Linked DNA regions of Homo sapiens: all the other regions are linked to region 1. Evidence: chromatin contacts called from ENCODE Hi-C or POLR2A ChIA-PET data. All regions are on one chromosome and are shown on one strand. The core of a region is the stretch at or near the end of the contact, and the rest is flanking DNA. Distances in the headings are between cores, read along the strand shown.

What was found. Hi-C counts contacts between places; a loop is a spot of excess contacts on that map. ChIA-PET counts read pairs that join two places held with the same protein, here RNA polymerase II (POLR2A). Pooled maps may share reads with other maps.
Region 2: a map of naive thymus-derived CD4-positive, alpha-beta T cell shows a loop between it and region 1 (12-fold over the local background). The contact joins the promoter of SUV39H2-DT here to the promoter of PTER in region 1. A Hi-C loop is called at or near these places in 1 of 168 maps with a recorded cell type or tissue (naive thymus-derived CD4-positive, alpha-beta T cell) and 6 of 50 pooled maps. POLR2A ChIA-PET finds 5 or more read pairs at or near these places in 1 of 52 experiments (Caco-2).
Region 3: a loop to region 1 is called in a pooled map, with 14 times the contacts of the local background. The contact joins the promoter of MEIG1 here to the promoter of PTER in region 1. A Hi-C loop is called at or near these places in 1 of 37 single-sample maps with no recorded cell type and 10 of 50 pooled maps.
Region 4: a map with no recorded cell type shows a loop between it and region 1 (10-fold over the local background). The contact joins the promoter of RPP38 here to the promoter of PTER in region 1. A Hi-C loop is called at or near these places in 2 of 37 single-sample maps with no recorded cell type and 6 of 50 pooled maps.
Region 5: a map of CD4-positive, alpha-beta T cell shows a loop between it and region 1 (10-fold over the local background). The contact joins the promoter of NMT2 here to the promoter of PTER in region 1. A Hi-C loop is called at or near these places in 5 of 168 maps with a recorded cell type or tissue (CD4-positive, alpha-beta T cell, ascending aorta, gastrocnemius medialis and 2 more), 12 of 37 single-sample maps with no recorded cell type and 17 of 50 pooled maps. POLR2A ChIA-PET finds 5 or more read pairs at or near these places in 3 of 52 experiments (T-cell, WTC11 and activated T-cell).

What each region holds. Positions count from the first base shown.
Region 1 is chr10:16,435,613-16,438,321 of GRCh38, reverse strand. It overlaps PTER (phosphotriesterase related), which reads right to left and starts at 1,312. Exons shown (of 5, transcript NM_001261836.2): 1 at 1,275-1,312. RefSeq lists enhancers at 718-767, 788-967 and a silencer at 1,388-1,437.
Region 2 is chr10:14,877,200-14,879,908 of GRCh38, reverse strand. It overlaps SUV39H2-DT (SUV39H2 divergent transcript), which reads left to right and starts at 1,250. Exons shown (of 1, transcript NR_186426.1): 1 at 1,250-2,709. It overlaps SUV39H2 (SUV39H2 histone lysine methyltransferase), which reads right to left and starts at 1,043. Exons shown (of 6, transcript NM_001193424.2): 1 at 990-1,043. The coding sequence starts at 1,020. RefSeq lists a silencer at 570-1,309.
Region 3 is chr10:14,958,049-14,960,757 of GRCh38, reverse strand. It overlaps MEIG1 (meiosis/spermiogenesis associated 1), which reads right to left and starts at 1,370. Exons shown (of 3, transcript NM_001080836.3): 1 at 1,201-1,370. RefSeq lists a silencer at 1,098-1,147.
Region 4 is chr10:15,096,005-15,098,713 of GRCh38, reverse strand. RPP38 (ribonuclease P/MRP subunit p38) reads right to left here and starts at 1,359. Exons shown (of 3, transcript NM_183005.5): 1 at 948-1,359. It overlaps RPP38-DT (RPP38 divergent transcript), which reads left to right and starts at 1,395. Exons shown (of 2, transcript NR_160789.1): 1 at 1,395-1,627; 2 at 1,849-2,709. RefSeq lists enhancers at 652-791, 852-941, 1,243-1,814 and a silencer at 1,082-1,441.
Region 5 is chr10:15,167,315-15,170,023 of GRCh38, reverse strand. It overlaps NMT2 (N-myristoyltransferase 2), which reads left to right and starts at 1,331. Exons shown (of 12, transcript NM_004808.3): 1 at 1,331-1,521. The coding sequence starts at 1,412. RefSeq lists a silencer at 1,132-1,961.

The sequences.
Region 1 (2,709 bases), core at 63-2,562:
TAGTCTTAAAAAGCAAGAGGCCGGGCGCGGTGGCTTACGCCTGTAATCCCAGCACTTTAGGAGGCCGAGGTGGGTGAATCACAAGGTCAGGAGTTCGAGATCAGCCTGGCCAGTATGGTGAAACCCCGTCTCTACTAAAAATACAAAAATTAGCTGTGTGTGGTGGAGCGCGCCTGTAGTCCCAGCCACTCAGAAGGCTGAGGCAAGAGAATCGCTTGATCCCGGGAGGCGGAGGTTGCAGTGAGCCGAGATCGCACCACTGCACTCCAGCCTGGGCAAGGGCGAGACTCTGTCTTTAAAAAAAGCAAAAGAAAACCAACTTGTAGAAAGTCACTGAGCTGGAACCAGAACTAGAATAGGGCTCTACTCTTTCTGGGTCCAAAGTTCTTTAAATCAGCAACCCCTCTTACTGCCTATGTAAGGGTATACCTTTAGTTCCTGTTGACTTGGGATGTACAAAGAATGAGGTAGTCTAAGAGAGTAACAGCACACTGGCTGTGGAGTCAGAAAGACTCCACCTCTAAACTTTGTTTCCATCTCTAAACTTTCCAGCAGTGTGGCCTAATTTTTCTGTACCTTAGCTTTGTCGTTATCACTAGAATCCTTCACAGGGCTGCAGAGTGGATTAAGCAAGAGTGCACAGGACTCAGACATATGACCGCTGGTAATTGGCTTTTATAAACTGTCAAAAAATATAGACCTGTAATGCCAGCACTTTGGGAGGCCGAGGCAGCAGACTGATTGAGCCCAGGAGTTCGAAACCAGCCTGGGCAACATGGCGAGACACTCTCTACAAAAAATACAAAAATAACCGGACATGGTGGCACGTGCCTGTAGTCGCAGCTACTCAGGAAGCTCAGGAGGCTGAGGCAGGAAGTTCGCTTGAGCTCAGGAGGTCGAGGCTGCAGTGAGCTGTGATCGCGCCAAATGCACTCTAGCCTGGGAAGCAGAGCCAGACCCTGAATCTAAAAAAAAAAAAAAAAAAAAGCTTATTAAAGGAGGCTTAGCACAGCTACCCGATGACGCCCCCGGGCATTGCTGTCGAGCCACAGGGAGCTGGCGCCACACGGGACTGGCGCTCTTTGCAACGTCCCTCAAGCACTTAAGGAGAGGCGGCAGGGCCCAAGCGCAGCGGCTAGAAAATCCTTCCTTCCGGCAGGACCCTCGCGTGGAGCTCTGCAGCGAACCCTGGCCGCGCGGCCTCCGCCGTCGGGCCCCACTCTTCCTACTGGGCCCACAGTTCCGGCTCCTGCTCTGACTCCAAGAAGCCTTACCTCGGGTACAACGCGCTGCCTTCTCCCTGGGAACTTCCGGCAGGCCAACTTCCCTGGCCTTTTTAGTCTCCCCTGTGCCCTCCCACTTCGCCCTCTGGTTCTCTCCCCGCCCCTGGCCCGAGGTCACGCCCTCACCGAGTCCTAGGACACGCCCCGTGGGTCCTTGCCAAGCCCTACCTCTTCGTAGGACACGCCCTTCAAACCCTTGCCACGCCCCACCCTGGTCCGGGGCCGTTCCCCGCGTTTTTGCCTGGCCACACCCTCCTGCAGGCGCTGTCTGACTGTCGGTAGTTTGGCTGAATGAAAAAAATTCGGGGCTAGATCCCCAAACGGAAAGAAACTGTTGCATTTTCCCCAGATCCCAGTTCTCCATAGAACAGTCTGGAACAAGGGAGCATTCCGTAGCTCTTTTGGTTTTCCCCAAGAATAAATCGGAGGTGGTGCTCTGGCAATTTGATGTCACAGTGGGTTCTGGATCCTCATGCTGCATACGGAGAACTTTGGTTTTTGTGTTCCCACTTGTCACTGTTTCCTGCCCCGGTGCCGCGTTTCCTTCTCTTTAGAATTAGAGTGCCGTGCTAGAGCACTTGAACTGGCCCTGGTACTTGCTGTGACTGAAATAAACTTAGTATGTGTGAGTCTGTTGGCAAAACATGATGCTTGGAGCAGCTGCCACAGTAAAGAGTCATACCTTTAGGTATTGTAGGGGGCCAAGGGCAAACCTCTCCTTCGTCCTCTGAAAGTTTGCTGAAAATCAACTGACAAAAGACAGTTTCACAGTAGAAAAGGCATACAAATATACTAGATCGTAACTTTATGTGATCCGGGAGCCTTCAGAATGAAAACCCAAAGATGCAGGGGAAACGGTCCATTTTTTCGCTTAGGTTCAATAAAGTATGGACCGCCATGTATTCAGCTGGTGCAAAAGTAATTGCGGTTTTTAATGGCAAAAACCGCAATTACTTCTGCACCAACCTAAGAGATACTACGATGGCATAAAAAGGGTCTGAGCTAATGCCAATAGACTAAGTGAGCAAGCCCTGTCTGTTTAGATTCTTTTTGGCTTTTCTGTGCAGTGTTCCTTCCTTCTGGGTATAGAGCAGGATCCTTTCTGGAATGGGGGTCTTATGACCTACAGTCAAACAAAGCAGGGCAGAGAATTTCTTTACCGCCAGTTTTGACACAGAAAGGCAGGGGACACGCAGAGTCAAACTTTTAGGTTTTATGCTTGGCTTTGGGGATGAGGGGTTCTGGCTTCTGTGAATCACCTTGGGGAAGAGGGATTCCAGTTTCTAGAATGAGGGGCCAGAGGCAGGAGGACATGAGGTTAGAGAGAGCTGCTTCTAAGGCCTTCATTTTGGGGTATCATTTTCTGAACCCCAACCATATTACACTGTCATCAATTATTATTATTATTATTTTGAAATGGCTCTGT
Region 2 (2,709 bases), core at 1-2,500, 1.6 Mb after region 1:
AACTGCAAACACGTGGTTAAAAAAAGAAAGACAATCTCTCGACAGTCTCCAGTAATGCAGAAAAAGATTTCACTGACAAAATTAAATAGTTCATGACCACCACAAACACCTTCCGCTGGTTCACAGTAACCCCTGACATTCTCCAAGGAGAAAAATTCAGGGATAATGAGGTCATAATCCCAGCGGAGAGGAGACGAGCTTGAAAACACCTTTACATTCCGGAACGCACGGAAAAGTTCCAGGCTCTCAAAGCGTGCGCGACACCAACACCCCCCGACGCCCACACCCACGCGCGCTCGGTGCCCAGTTCCCCGGTGCCCAATTCCCCAGCGTCCACAGAAATAACACCAAGCTCCCGGTGGGTGAAAGAGTTACCGTAAGCCAGAGGCTGCAACCTCAAATACCCACTTTCTGGGCGATTCTCCAACGAGGCACTCAACCTCCTAGCGTGTCCGCCTTGGGGGGGATTCCTCGCTTATCCCCTTTCTTAGCACACAGGCGCCCCGATTTACTCTCCCCCTCTGATATTAAGGTCATGTTCACGCCGGCGGGCGTCGCTTCCCGCCTCCCACTTCAAAGGCCCGGGCGCATGCCGCACGCCGCGCTCGAACCACCACAAAGGAGCCAGTCGCAGCCGTGCCCCCCGGACCTCCAACCGGGGACTGCCGGGGAGCGGCCTCGAAGCCCGAGGCCGCCACGGGAGACGCGGAGGGGGCCGGGCCGAGCGGGCGGAGAGGCCACGCTCCACTTCCGAAGTGCCCCAGGCTCGGACAGTGCCCACCTCCGCGGCGGGAGCCGGCCGGGCAGGGAGGCGGGTCAGCGGCCTGGGGGAGGATAGGCGTCCGCAGCGTGCGTCCCGGAGTTGGGGTCGCGGCGGGCGGGGAACCGCCACGTCGCCATCTGGCTGGCCCGCGGGACGGCCCCGCCGCCCGGGCCTTGGGAGCTTGCCTGGGAACAGGGAAGGCGAGGGGGCCGCGCTCCAGCCTCACCTCCTCGCGCCTCGGCCCCGACCGCCGCCATCTTGTAGAGCTTTCATTCAAACTGGCGCGGTCTGACGGGATAGCTCAGCTGGCCCGACGCCCCGCCCCTGGCCGGCCCGCGCGGGACTTGGGGGCCGGGGCTTGTTGGGGGACGGAACCCGCACGGCGTCCTGACGTCACTGGCGGCCGACCCCCCGCCGCGGCGGCCAGCGCGCCTGCGCCCCAAAGCTAGGCCCGGCCCCAAGCGCGAGGAGCGGGGCGGGGCGAGCGCGCGTGCTCCCGGATCCTCGGCAGTGTCCGGCGCCCCCTTCCCTTCGCCAGGCCCGTTTGGCGCCTTCACTCGGGAAGACGTCGGCCAGGACTTTGCGCTTTGGAGACGTCTTACTTCGGCAGCACTCGCACACTGCGAGATCCGACACGGGCAGCGGGGACCTAGGGAGCCGGGGACGCTGCCTGTCGGGTACGGTTCCGCAGCTACCGCAGCCCCGTGGGCCATGGTTAGTCTCCCCCCGACACCGCTCCCTCTAGAGCTCCGGGCTTCGGAAGCGGCTGCACGTGGGCATGGCTGGAGAGGTTCCGCTGGCTTGGGGCAGTCGCCGGGATTCCGACTGGTTGGTGTGGGGTGTGGCCTGTGCTATCCAGCTCCCAGCTGATCCTAATGTGCGGCACAGCGGAAACCACCGGTCCACATCAGTGCTTCTCACTTAAAGGGGCTTACGAATCGTCGGGGGTGGGGGAGCTGGACTTGGAATTTTTTAAGAGATGAGGTCTCACTCTGTCACCCAGGCTGGAGTGCAGTGGCGCGATTACGGCTCACTGCAGACTAGACCTCCTGGGCTCAACTTTAATGTAAATTGGGATTGGGTAGGTCTGTAAGGGGACCCGAGCTCCCCTCCCATGTTGTTGCCAAGCTCCTGAGCTCGGCCTGGTGGCGGGTGGGGGCCGGGAGGAGAAGGACACGTTAGTAAGGAAGCTGCAGGACGACTCCAGGGGCCTCCCACCTGGTCTCCACCCCCCTCCCCCACCCATTCTTGACGCTGCATCCATGATTGTTCTAAACAACCTAAAGCAGAAATCTTAGAGCAAATAACGAAAACTGGCAGAAGGCCATTTGATATCTCCTTAAAAAATTCATGTAAAAAATTACATAAACGTTTCAAAGCAGTATGTATAAATTTGAAATACTGGAAATGAACGCAGACCATTAAAGGAATAGTTAATTATTTGATTCCATTATGAAATACTGTCTAGCCGTCTTAAAAAGGTGTTCATGAAGCTTTTAGTATTCAGCAAAACCAAAACAAATCCCCCTGAAATATAGTTTTAACTATGGAAGAAAAAAATGTATAGGAAAATAACGAAATAGCCTTTTCGGAGTGATTTTCTTTTTAACTTCTCGTTTTTAAATATTTAATCATTTTCTACGATGGGAAACACCACTTCCTCACACACACTCATGCTCCCAGACTTTATTTAGCTACAAACGGCATCATAATACAAATACTGTTCTGCAGTCCGTGTGTGTTTCAATGCAACTGCATTTCTCAGACATGTTTCTAAGATTTGAGTCCTTAGTAAATTTTGTATTCCATATCTCATTACCTTGAGATAAGGAATAAAAGGCCCTGTCCAACCCTGTCACCTGGAAGAGCATCCAGGCCCTTTAAGGCTTAGTCTATCTAGGATTATGCCTTCAGACTTGGATACAGCCTCCCGTCCTAACCGGCCC
Region 3 (2,709 bases), core at 121-2,620, 1.5 Mb after region 1:
ACCACGCCCGGCCTCGGGCACGTTATTTTAAAAACACACCATCTCGGCGCGGTGGCTCACTCCTATAATCCCAGCACTTTGGGAGACCGAGGCGGGTGGATCACGAGGTCAGGAGATCGAGACCATCCTGGCCAACAAAGTGAAACCCCGTCTCTACTAAAAATACAAAAAATTAGCCGGGCATCGTGGCGGGCACCTGTGGTCCCAGCTACTCGGGAGGCTGAGGCAGGAGAATGGCGTGAACCCGGGAGGCGGAGCTTGCAGTGAGCCGAGATCCCGCCACTGCACTCCAGCCTGGGCTACAGAGCGAGACTCCGTCTCAAAAAACTAAAACAAAAATAAAAACAAAAAACACCATCTCAACTCCCTGACAATCTAAAGTTGGAACAGAAGCTTCTGATGTAGCCAGCCACCCAAATTCCCTTTTCACTTCCCTTTCACTCTGAAAAGCGCTTTTACTTTTAGTAGTATTAAAACTTCAAGAGCATTAGCCTCCCTAATAGTCCCTTTTATTCCTCCTATTAGATTATTTCTGTTCTTAAGAGGCAGCAGGAGGAGCCCTGTAACCAGCACGTAACCTTAGGCAAGGCCATGAACACGCCTGCGCCTGTTTCCTAACTTAAAGAGAAGCATTAGCCGGTCTCTAAGGTCCTGGAACTCCCGTCTGCTGTCGCTGGGCGTTCATTTGAAAGACAAAAGCGGTTCCGAAAGCACGCCCGGCGGTCCCTGCTCTGGGAGTGCTGACCTGCCTGTGTGCAGCACAAAACCGCTCCCTTCCGGCCCTCACAGCTAACCTGCAGTCCCCATCCCTCCAGCTTCCTTTCTGCCATAAATCACTAACTGTGTGGGAGATGAAATCCGCCTGGTGAAGGCTGGGACGGACAAAACACAGTATTCCAAAATCTAGGGCCCAAATCGGAGCCCTCGGAGACGCGGCCCCTAAAGCCAATGGGGTCCGGGGCGGCCCGGAAACTTCCGGGAGAACCGGACCCTGAGATTCTGGAAGGGCCAAATAGTGACCCTCTTCCCTAAAAATCACGGAAGAGACATGAAAACCACGGGATCTCCCTGGCAAACCTCAGGAGACAGCAGAGAACTGCGGAGCCGAGAAGGCGGGGCAAGAACTTCCGGGGTGGGGCTACGGCCGGGGCGCAGGGGTTGGCGGGCAGGGCCCTCGCCTCCAGCGACGCATCCACCCACCCCTGGGTCCGGCTCTACTGGGTTATCCTCGTTCCGCCGAGCAGGAGAGGCCGGGGGCGCCCGGGAGCTTGCAGGCGGGCGTGGGTGCTTGCGTTCTCTACTCGGGATCCGCGAGCAGGGCCAGCGAGAGGCCAAGTGTTGTGCCCTTCGCGACCCTCGCGTCTCTTAGTAACGCGATGAAGCTGCAGGAGCTCCCGGCTCCTTCAGGCCCCGCCCAGCTAGCTCAGGCCCCGCCCCCGGGAGTGGGCTTTTATGCGCATGCGCGAGGGCTGGGGTGGGCGCCGGCCCATCTTACTAAGCCAATGTAGGTCCCAGGTAGGAGCGCTGCCAGGGCTCACCCCTGAGCAGAGATGGAGGGCGAAAAAGGGTTACTTGCCGCTACTTGAATCCCAGACAAAATTCCCTGTGAAAGCGGATCACAGCACGGAGACTGTGTTTGTAGTTCCTGATAGTAGATATCTCCTATCTATTCATTTGCGAGGAATGAACCATTCCAGAGAGTCGCCATAGTGCCTGACAATCAGTAAACCTACAATAGATGATATCTATAGCTTTAATTATTTTTTCTAGCATTATCTATTACTATATTACAGTACTATCTAAGCGAAAAGTGATCAGATTCAAGATATACGGTTTTTTGTTTTTTTGTTTTTGTTTTTTTTTAGACGGAGTCTCGCTCCGTCGCCCAGGCTGGAGTGCAGTGGTGCTATCTCGGCTCACTGCAAGCTCCGCCTCCCGGGTTCACGCCATTCTCCTGCCTCAGCCTCCCGAGTAGCTGGGACTACAGGCACCCACCACCACGCCTGGCTAATTTTTTGTATTTTTAGTAGAGACGGGGTTTCACCGTGTTAGCCAGGATGATCTCGATCTCCTGACCTCGTCATCCACCCGCCTCGGCCTCCCAAAGAGCTGGGATTACAGGCGTGAGCCACCGCGCCCGGCCAATTTACATGTTTTGAATGTAGAGCCATCAGGACTTGTCAAATTGTTGAATGAAAGAAAGGAGCAATTGTGTGCTGGAGCCAGCTCATTAGAGCTCTGGAGACTCAGTAATTAAATTTTTAGGAATTTTTCTGAGCTCGTTGTTAAATACAAGCCATGAGCTGGAGTCAATGAAGATGACAAGGGCCTCGGGCACCTGCCCCAAACAAAACAAAAACACAAGACATATCACAAATTAAATTATATAAACTTCTAAATAAACGAGTCATACTAAAACAAAGGCAATACTTAGTAAAACTAAAAACAAAAAACTATTTACTTACAACTCCCAAATTTCTCTCTTCAGCCCGGTCTTTCTCTGAACTTTAGATTTGTATATCAATGTATATTCAACATCCACTTGATTGTACAAAACAACCTCCCCAAACACCTCCCTGCCAAAACAAAAACAAAAACCCTGCTCCTTCTTCATGTCTTTTAGTAGATGTGGCCTAGAGCCCTCTCTTTCCATATCCATCAATGCAACCTGCTGACTTTATAGCTTCTACTCAAGCCATCATAATTTTT
Region 4 (2,709 bases), core at 110-2,609, 1.3 Mb after region 1:
GGGTTTCACCATGTTGGCCAGGATGGTCTCGATCTCCTGACTTTGTGATCCGCCCGCCTCGGCCTCCCAAAGTGCTGGGACTACAGGCGTGAGCCACCGCGCCGGGCCGGACCTCTTAACCTACATCTAAACAATGCCTACCAAAGGAAGTATGGAGTAAAGAAAGGTATCTCAGTATTAAAAGAAATAAGTTGGCTGGCGAGGTGGCTCACGCCTGTAATCCCAGCACTTTGGGAAGCCCAGGCGGGCGGATCACTTGAGGTCAGTAGATCGAGACTAGCCTGACCAACGTGGTGACCCGTCTCTACTAAAAATACGAAAATTAGCCGGGCGTGGTGGCAGGCGCCTGTAGTCCCAGCTACTCGGGAGGCTGAGGCAGGAGAATCGCTTGAACCCGGCAGGCGGAGGTTGCAGTGAGCCGGAATCGCGCCACTGCACTCCAGCCTGGGCGACTGCTATGTCTCAAAAAAAAAAAAAAAAAAAAAAACACGTTCAAATAAGTTCAATGTGGCTGGGGCAGAGATGCTAGAGAAAGCGGTGAGAAACTAGGAAAGGTGGGTAAGGACCAGATAATGAAGACCTTTGCAAGCGTTCCAGTGTGAAGCAACTTTAACATCTAAAGCAGAGGTGTCGTGATTAGAAAGACGTTATAGATCTTTGTGGATCTGGGCAAAGGAAGAGTCCCCGAGCAGCAAAGACGCTCCTGGAGTCGTCCAGGTTAGAAATGACGGTGGCCTGCACTAGAGACGCCGCAGAAAGGACTGGAGAAAAATACATGTTAGTCGGAAAAGAAGGTAGAATCTCCCGACACAGTAGTGACCAGCTGGAAGTAAAGTTGAGAACGGTATTGGTGGTGACTCCCGGTTTCTGGATCCCGCCGGTAGCCGAGGGGCGACGGCCGACCCAAAGCTCACCTCCCCACTGCACGCCGCCCCTGGATCGAGTACCTTGGTGCTTTACTATTTAGCACACGGAAGTGTTGTTCTGTTGTCCGTGTCTCCTTGGAGACCGTGGAGAACAGAAGGGCCGGCGGGGGTTTTCGCTTTGTACTCCTGGTGCCCAGCCGGCGCTGCAATCCAGCAGAGGAGCCGGACTAGAAACGCGGAAGCTCTGGGTGCACGCGCCCGGCCCGGGACTGGGCGGCCCAACCGGGAGGGCGGCGGGTCCTGCGGCCACGCAACAGGCGTTGGGGAAGCAGCAGAGACCCTGCGTGCGCGCGGGCTTCGGCCTCCAGATTCCGCAGAGTCCCGGGCCCGATCCCCCCGGGGCTGGCCTCCTGCCCTACGTGGGCCCCGCGCGCCCACCTGGAACTCACGATGGCGAATCCGTGGTCACCTGAAGGCAACAGCACCGGCGCCCAGTGCGCCTGCGCCGCGCGTGCGCAGAGCCCTCGCCTCCCGGCCTCGCCTCGCAGACGCGACGGGCCGGGGAGGAAGCGCTCGGAGCAGTGCAGGTTTCGTTATCCTGTGTTAGGTCACTCCGGAGAGGGGAAAGCGGCCCACAGCGTCGCGCGACCCGGAAACGACACAACGAGGCCCAATCTTTTAGACTCGAGTTTAGGCCCCGGGGTGGAGTCTCCGGACCGGGTCCCCCCACCCCCGCTACAGGGGCAGTGCGCAGGCGCGAGGTATGTATCGCGAGACCATGCGGTTGCCCGGGTAACCAGACGCTCAGGACTTGGACCGTCCAGTTGTTCGGAGGCCAGCCTATAGCCAATGGTATCCCGAGGGCTCGCTCTCTCCGGGCGTTTGTGCTCCCCTCTCTCTTCTAACCCAGTTTCTACCTTTCAGTGCTTTGGAATCTTAGCCCTCTGTCTCTATTCGCTTTTCTGTATTTGCCTTGCCTCAGGGACGCACAACCCCAGCCCCTGTCCCAGTGAGCCCGTCGCCATGGAATCCCTGCAGACTCCCCAGCACCGCGAAAATCAAGATAAAAGGGAGAAGGAGTATGGGGTAAAACACATGCCTATGGGCAATAATGCAGGGAATCTTGAGCCCGAAAAGAGAAAGGCAGTAAGAGTTGCCTTGAGTTCAGCAACAGCTGCACAGAATATCCCGTCCAGTGTCCACTGTGGCTGCTCCAAGCAATGGAGACTCAGGCTACCATCGGAGTCGCTGCAAAGTCGGGGACAAGTGATGAAGCGGCCGAATAACATTTTAAAGCTCAGGAATCTGGATCTGTTGATCTACCCTTGGCCAGAACTTAGAAGACGGCAGGTTGCTTCTGACCTAATGAGCCTCCTCCTTCTCCCCGCTTTTTCCGGCCTTACTTGGGCCCCCTTCCTTTTCCTCTTTACGTATCTGCCTCCTTTTCTCAATCTCCTCACTGTTGGTTTTGTATCCTATTTTCTGGTATAGTTTCTGTGATTTCTTTCTTTTATTTATTATTATTATTGTTGTTGAGACAGAGTTTTGCCCTTGTTGCCCAGGCTGGAGTGCAATGGCGCGAACCTGGCTCACTCCAGCCAGCGCCTCACAGGTTCAGGTGATTCTCCTGCCTCAGCCTCCGGAGTAGCTGGGGTTACAGGCACGGGCCACCAGCCCAGCTAATTTTTGTATTTTTAGTACAGACGGTGTTTCACCATGTTAGTCAGGCTGGTCTCGAACTCCTGACCTCAGGTGATCCGCCCACCTCGGCCTTCCAAAGTGCTGGGATTACAGGCATGAGCTACTGTGCCCAGCCTCTATGATTTCAATTTTCATGTTTAAG
Region 5 (2,709 bases), core at 82-2,581, 1.3 Mb after region 1:
GCTCATTGCGTTTTAAAAACATAGTCTCCCTTGGGGAAAAAAGCCATAAAATGCTCCTAGTATCTTCTGCAAAAAAAGGACCCACACCAAAAAATTCAGGTGGCTCTTTAAAGTCTCATTTTCCTCACTGAGCGGGTTCTGATGATTATCTTTGCAAAACCACTGCGGAGACTTCCGGTGGCCTAGCAGCACATTTGAACAAGATCATCTCAGCAAAGCAAAGGACAGGACTGCTCTGTACAGAATGCAGTAGCAAATAAGAGAGGCTGAACTTCACCGGTCTTCTATTTGGCAGTACTACAGAATGCCTCCCTTCCCTCTTCTGAGAGAGACAGCGGACAATTTCAGCACAGAAGGCCGTGCACGTTTGCTTGGAAATCTAGGTCATGACCTTGACTTTGGGAAAGCCAGGGTAGCCTACCTGAAACTGTCCAATCCCCCAGCATCGTGGACACGTCCCCAAGTCCCTCAAGATGTCTGTTCTGGTCTGAGCCGTCCGTAGTAGTGTCCAGGGAAAGCAGGGGTAGCTCAAAAATTTCTGTCAAGAGTTTTAGTGCTGCAAGCCTGGTTGGGACAGGGCGGTGGAGGGCTGGAAATACTGTTTTTGACTTTGAATTTGATTTTATAATGTATTAGATGGATAGATAGATGCGAAATGGAATTGTTAACATGTATGTGGAGGGGCGGGAAGAGTTTCTGGAAAGCCCCATCCCTGAGTGCCTACTCCTGAGTGGGAAAAACCCCTGCACGGGCTGGGAGCGCTCCCTAATTCGTCCAGAAGTAAAATCGCATGGCCTGTGTTCCAAAAATGCCGCCACTCAGGATGTCAAGTCTGCACGTTTGCAGCTTTGAGAGCCGAGCCCCAGGCAGAGGCACCGCGCAGGCCTGGATGTACAGGACTCGGCCCTGTGCAGGGCTGGCCAGGGTGAGCAGGGTTGGAGCTGGCGGGGCGGGGAGGGGCGGGGCCATCTGGGAGGGGCTGCGGCGGTGGGCGGGGTTAGAGGGCGGGTTTGAAGCCGGCAGGGTGGGGAAAGGCGGGGCTGGAGGGGAGGGGTCTCAGAGGCGGGCGGGGTTAGAGAGCTGGATTGAAGCCGGCGGGACGGGGAGAGGCGGGGCTTGGTGGGGAGGGACGAAGAGGTGGGCGGGGTTCAAGCCCGTGGGGCAGGGCGGGGCCGGCGGGCAGGGCGGGGCCGGCGGGCTGGGCGCGGACGGTGAGGGGCGGGGATGGAGGGCGGGGCGGGACGGAGGGCGGGGAGGGGGCGGGACGGAGGGCGGGACGGGGCGCGGGCGGGGCGGGGCGGGGCGTAGCGCCCGGGCTCCGACTCCAAGCAGTACGGCGGGAGGCACTAGAGGGAGCTGCGGCCGCTCCGGCCCGGCCCCGAGCACCGCCTCCCCAGCCAGCGCCGCCGCGATGGCGGAGGACAGCGAGTCTGCGGCCAGCCAGCAGAGCCTGGAACTGGACGACCAGGACACGTGCGGGATAGACGGGGACAATGAGGAGGAGACGGAGCACGCCAAAGGGTAGGGGCGGCGCGCTGGCGCACCGGGCGCGACAGGGCGGGGACCGCGCGCGCCACGGTCTCCCGTTCGGGGGTGGCTCCCAGGACTGGGGGTTCTTCGGCCGCTCCGCCCCGCGATGGCTTCTCCGTGGCGCGGAGCCCATGGTGAGGTCCGGGGCGCGCGGCTCGCGGGAGAGTGCAGTGCGCGGGGAGGCGAGGCCCGGGGTGGGCGGGGAGGCTGGGGCCCGGGCGGGGAGACGCTACTGTCACTTGCCGCGCGCCCCCGGCCAGCCTCGCCCATCCCCGCCGGCGGCCTGGCCCAGGAGGCGCCTGTTGCCCTCGCCCGCGGGTGGCTCCGGTGGGCGCCGAGGAGAGGCGCTACGCCCTTCCCTTTGTGGCGGCCGCAGCCTGGGGTAGGAGGTCGCCCTCCTCTGCTCCCTGCCATCCTTGTTAAGTCCCTTCAGACTCCCTCTCCGCAGCCGCCACCCGAAAAGAATGGGCAAAGACGTGGGTGGAGCGGCGTGGAGGTGCCCCGATGGTGTCGGGGCCGCAGGCGGCGAACTGCGCAAAGTTCTGGCGCCGAGGGGGTCCCGGGCCCGGCCCCTGCTGGGGATACTGGGCTTTGCACCGCCTCGCCTGTCCCTAGAGCTCTTCAGAGCAGGGCCGATCCCCTGAACCGGGCTCCCGCTGACCTGGCCGTATCCTGTTTGCAAAGCTGGTATTTGATCTCCAAAACTCGATGCACCACGCATTTTCACACTTGATCGGATTTCTTAATCCTTTCCCTTTGCCCCCGAACCCTGCAGACTTGATTTGCTCTTCTGTTGGAGAAAAGGATTGCTTCAGGTGAAGGCCGGTGTTGATGCTCTCTTTTTAGAGGCAGTGGGTCATTTTAAATAAAAACTGGTGTCCTTTTAAAGTGCTGTTTACATTACCCTTTTACCCTATTGGATTCAAACTATGCGCTGGCACAGAGCGGTTCTTGCTACACCCTTAGAAGTGAGATTTTTCGAACCATGGTGAGTGATGGAGAAGTGGGTCAGCTTAAAAAACATGATAGGGAGGCCTGAGTCACAGATGGTTTACTCAGTTCGTAGAGAGATTCTTGAAATGATTGATCATTGAAAGTGTAAATCATTTGCATTCTACTTGTCTACTTTAAGATTTATTATAGAAAGGGACTTTTGACTGACCTCTAATTCATTATAAA